2 separate regions of the Mus musculus genome follow, and region 1 is linked to region 2. A link is a loop called in an ENCODE intact Hi-C map of the cell type or tissue named here. Cell type or tissue: left cerebral cortex. All regions are shown on one strand. Region 1 has its middle 9.0 kb from the start of Eif3d. Region 2 overlaps Cacng2 (calcium channel, voltage-dependent, gamma subunit 2).

Evidence for each region. Peaks named below come from ENCODE experiments on the same cell type or tissue, not always from the same donor. Only the 100,000 strongest peaks of a DNase experiment are listed, where the experiment ranks them.
Region 1: it touches region 2 in a loop (5-fold over the local background); 3 of 42 quality-filtered maps call a loop at or near these places.

What each region holds. Positions count from the first base shown.
Region 1 is chr15:77,978,563-77,981,062 of GRCm38, reverse strand. No RefSeq gene overlaps it. Among named protein-coding and RNA genes, the nearest start is that of Eif3d, 9.0 kb to the right of the region's middle. In left cerebral cortex, no CTCF peak of the experiment used is centred here; DNase peaks (open chromatin) are centred at 14, 83, 1,329 and 1,499; H3K27ac peaks cover 1,199 bases.
Region 2 is chr15:78,048,716-78,051,215 of GRCm38, reverse strand. All of the region lies in intron 1 of Cacng2 (calcium channel, voltage-dependent, gamma subunit 2), which reads left to right. All of the region lies in intron 3 of Gm46520 (a long non-coding RNA gene), which reads right to left. Among named protein-coding and RNA genes, the nearest start is that of Gm46520, 38 kb to the right of the region's middle. In left cerebral cortex, no CTCF peak of the experiment used is centred here; DNase peaks (open chromatin) are centred at 379, 560 and 1,059; H3K27ac peaks cover 1,959 bases.

The sequences.
Region 1 (2,500 bases), 70 kb after region 2:
CCCACGGCACAGCACTGCAATTTATCTGCCAATCCCCAGAGGACCTCGGGGAGAGCATACAGGAATATGAGAAAGTCAGGGACTGGAGTGATAGGGGGTGGTAGGGACTGCAGCACATTTGTAAGCCCCAGGCCAAGGGACAAGTCCTCTTCAGATATCAGGAATGACTGAGTAGTCTGGCCAGATTTTAAGGGAATCCCTACCAGGAGGTGGTGGTGCACACCTTTAATCCCAGATCTCAGAAAGCAGAGGAAGATGGATCTCTCAGAGACCAGGCCAACCTGGTCTCTGAGAATCTCTGGTCATAGTGAATTCTGGGACAGCCAGGGCTATCTCCAAAAACAAAGAGACAGAGAGACAGAGAGAGAATATACCAAAACCTGATTTATGTGTGAAATACAGAATTTAGATGTAAACTCAAAGTATACTTCATAGCTAGGAACATGGCTTAGCAGTAGAGCATTCGTCTGTCATGCACAAGATCCTGGGTTCAATCCCCGGTACCACAAGATAAACAAGTTTGTAAGATATAAAATGCATTTCACGAAGCACCTCTCAAGTCTCATATCCCTAGCATGAGCTACATCTCAGGGGCTTGAACTAAGTTGTTAGCTGTGGATGACCAGTGATTGCTTTTAGAATCTCTTTTCAAGATTGCGCCCTGGGCAAAGTTCTACCCAGGCTCCAGTCAACCCACTGACCTGGACTCGCTGTCTGAAGAAAAGTCACCATCCTCTGACAAGATGCTCACCCTCTCCCTGAGAGAGGAGCATTCCAATTTCTTGCGTTCTACAGACAAGGTTCTGAGGACCTTATAGTTTGCCCAAGGTCACGTGGTTACTGAAACCTGGGTCCAAACTCAGTCTGAGCCCCTCACACGTGTAAGAAGAAGATCCTCAAGTAAGGTCTTGCAGTCACTTGGCCTTCATGATTAGGCTCTGCACAAATCTGTCAGGAGAGTCGGAACCAGGTTACACACCACAGCAGAGATGAGTCTAGGCTTGTGCTGCTCAAAGCAGGACTAATGCCCAGCGAGGGGGCCTTCTTAACCCGACCCAACACAGCCAGATAAAGCCGACAATGGCTTGCCTTTGGCCTCAGGACCCCGAACCCTGCTTCCAACAGAGAAAAATGTGGGAGGCCTGGTTGTTGCTCATCCCACTGAGACAGTCCAGCTCTGTAAATGAGCTAGATGGTTCTGAAGGAAGTAGGGTTCTATTTTGTCCCCTGTCGTCAGGGCTGAGCATCCTGATATATCTTGGGCATAACAGAGAAGTGGATGGCTCAGCAGTTGGAGAGATGCCCAAAAGGCAGGAAGTGGGGAGGATGGCCCAACAGGTGCCTCTCTATTCTGAGCACGGTCCTGTGATGGGTGAGTGTACATCCAGCTGAAATAAAAAATAACTTTCAATACCCGTCACCGGCGTGGATGGCCAACAGCGTCCCTTTCTCCTGAGGACAAGGACTGCGCTCCAAGGCTTTGCACCCTTTTGCATTGGCAACTTTGACTGCTTTGCTGGGGCAATCCACCCACCCTGAGGCTGAGGCGGGCTGGTGAGCTGAAAGCTTCTCGCAGCCTCCCACGAAAAGAGTAAATGCTGCATGTTTCTGGGCTGTCTGCCTGGGCACTGTGTCCTCAGCCCTGAGTCTTCTGTAAGGACAGAGTAGGGACAGAGTTCTGAACTCAGAAGAGGGACAGGAAAAGTATCCTGAGGGAGACAGGGAAACAGAGTCTCTCCACTGAAGTCCTGGTGGCCTGATTTGCTTCAAAGATTTAAATTCATTTTTAATGTGTGTGTGGGTGTGTAGGAGTGTGTGTGTGTGTGTGTGTGTGTGTGTGTGTGTGTGTGTACACACGCGCGCCGCAGTATGCATGAAGAGGTTAGAGGACAACTTGAGAGGACTCAGTTCTCTCCTTCCACCATGTGGACTTGGGGAATCAAACTCAGGTCATCAGACTTGGCAGCAAGCCCCTTAACCTCCAGAGCCATAGTAGCCAGCCCTAGAGTTGTCAATTCTTTGGATGGCAGAACATTTTCCAGTGGGCTGACCTCATTGCCGATGAACTCTCGGTGAGTCCTGAGAAGAACTCCATAAGTCTTGGGTCTTTTCTTCAGCAAAAAAAAAAAAAAAAATATATATATATATATATATATATAAACATTCACACTGTGTGGGATTTGACATAGATTCTACCTACTATCCACTTTACCCCAGGGGCATAGTCTAATGCTTGCCCAGTCTTGCGAAGAAGTCCTAGCTTCAGAGTTTGGGGACTTTGATGCCGCAAAGGAGTAACACCTCAGTTCTAGTGGCCTGGGCTCAATTTCTAAATCACCGTGACTAGCTGTCCTTGAGCAAGGCCCTCCTCTTAGAGCTTTGGTTTTCTCATCGATTGAAAAACCTACCCCGCAGCCTTAAGAAGAGCAGAGGAGATGTAGGTTGGCTCTCTAGAAGTAGGGCTGCCCACATCAGCAGTCCCAAGACACATCGGTGAGTC
Region 2 (2,500 bases):
GGGAGAAATGGACCAAGTACGGGAGAAGAGAAGAGTACCTCTTTCATCCTCAGGCCTATCACAGGCTAGTGGACAAATGAGTCCTGGGACCCCAACCAGTAATGGCATGGGAACTGAACTTCCCCATAGGTGCCAGTCCCCAAAAGCTCCCAGTTGTCACCTCAGGGCTATTCTATGTCTCTTAGAGGTCACCTAGGGCAATTGACACAAAACGAATTTCCACTTTTAAAAGAATCTCAGAAAATAGGTCATTCTGCTTCTGTCGGAACAGCGTCTGAATCATTCTAGCAACGAGTGTCTCTCCCGTGGGTTTCTAATTGCAGAAGCTCCATAGCCCACCTCTGCACACGACTACACAGTGCAGCGTGCTCTGCAAGAAAGAGCTGCCTTCCGCTACTCTGCTTCCTCATTTAAAAAGAAGAAGAAGAAGACATATGGGAAATAGATCTAATTGATACCAACTCCTGGGAGCATCTGAGCCACAGCTCTTTTGTATCTCAGACCCTGGACAGAAGCTGGTACAGCCGCTGTCGTGTACACATTGAAGTTCTCACTGTTCCTTGTCTCTCCCAAAATGCACAGAGCTAGAAGTAGAGAAACACTCCACCAGCCGGGTTCCCTATAAAGAAGTGGGTCACTCACAGAACAGGCCAGCTGTAGCCTGTTGGTCTGTTTTTCTGATTGTCCTCAAGGCTGGTAGAGGGACAGGTACAGAGTTTGGGGGCTGCACAGTCACAAGGACAATACCCATGTGACCAGAAAGAGCTACTCTAGACTCTAGCAAGGAGGCTGCTTTTTCAGACATTTTGATCATGAGACCATCCCTACTATTGGCCAAGATTCTGCTAGCTACCTAGTCAGGAAAAGTGTGTGGAACCCAGTGGGTCATCTTCCCTATGAGGGATAAGGCTACCCTGACATGTCCTATATAGCACTCCTATACAGACACTTTGGGCTGGGCTTTGCCTTGCTCTCTCCTGCCTCACATTGCTTTGCAGGAAGTGCAAACCCTACTCAGGAGTAGGTAGAACAGTACTGACTCCTGTGTGCCAACCCAGCATCCTGCACCTCCCAGCTGGGAAGCAGCTCAGGCACCTACCCACCTCTACACCCACCTTCCTGAGGTTCTCACCACCCCGCCACACTTTATCAATCACTCTTCCTGCCACCCCTACCCAAAATGTCCACAGTGAGAGCTCGTGTCTAAAAAGATAGACACTGACAGCCTCACTCTGATTATGGAAAGCCATCCAGAGCTCCTGTGGTTTTGAGTTTGTGTCCAGCTCTCTTACAGGCCAACAAAAAAGCCATCCTGACCTTGGGCTGCCCTCTTCACTATTTCCTACACCCAAACTGATGCCATGATGAACCACCTATTAGCTTCTCCAACCAGGTTCACAACTCCAATAGCCCAGTCCTTCTTACCTTCCTGCTGAGCTGCACAGAGAGTTGGCCAACTGGTCTACCTCCCACCCTGGCCCTCTTCCAGACCATTCTTAATATCTTACTAGGATCAATATACATACATAATCTGTCTTCATCTTATCTATCTCATCCTGTCAAACCCTATCCTCTGTCCCCAGACTCACTGCTACCTCCTGACCCTCATAGACAACAAACTTTCCCCTACCTAAAAATGCTCACTAGTGCTGATCTCCTCTGGGATATTCTTTCCAAGAATACTATACCACTGATTCAGAGAGCATCAACCCTCTGAGTTGACTTCCAAGCCTTCTCCATGCCTTCATTCACATATTTTTTTATGGTCTCAGTGACACATCCCTATTAGAACATATGCTTCAGGAACTATCTACTCTGAAGCCAGAGCCATGGTCTTCACCATGCCCTCTTATCCCAGGAAAACAATGGAGCTTGGGTTCTAGAAGCTGTAGGAACTTAGTGAATGTGGTAAATAAAGGAAGGGTACCCATCTGACTTGTGTGCTCCCTGTGGCCTGGCCCCTATCTAACTCTTCCATGTCCGCAGCTCTGACAGTCATCAGCTCATCTATATACAACACACACATGTATGAGGAACAAGTAGCTGCCTCTCTACCTCCTACATTGATGCCTAGCACTTACTTCTATCTCTGGCTTGACAATCTATATTATTTCAATGGTCCCTCTTCCATGCTCTAAGCAACTATTGCTAGCCCAGTAACAGCATCAGGCAACTGCTGTATTGATGGATATAGGTGCATGGATGGATGGATGGATGAGAGATCAATGTTAAATGAGTGAGTGGGTAGGCAGACAGAAGGGTGGATGGACAAATATATTGAAAGAATGAAAAATAGATGGATAGACATATGAACAGATGGATGGATGGATGGATGGATGGATGGATGGATGGATGGATGGATGGACAGTTAGATTAATAATACATTCCTTGATAGGGCCTAAAGCTTTATGTATCCATTAGTTGTTAAAAATAGACCTGAGTTACTCCAATTCTCTCAATCAACCCCACATCTGAGAATGGGGACAGGGAGAAGACATGC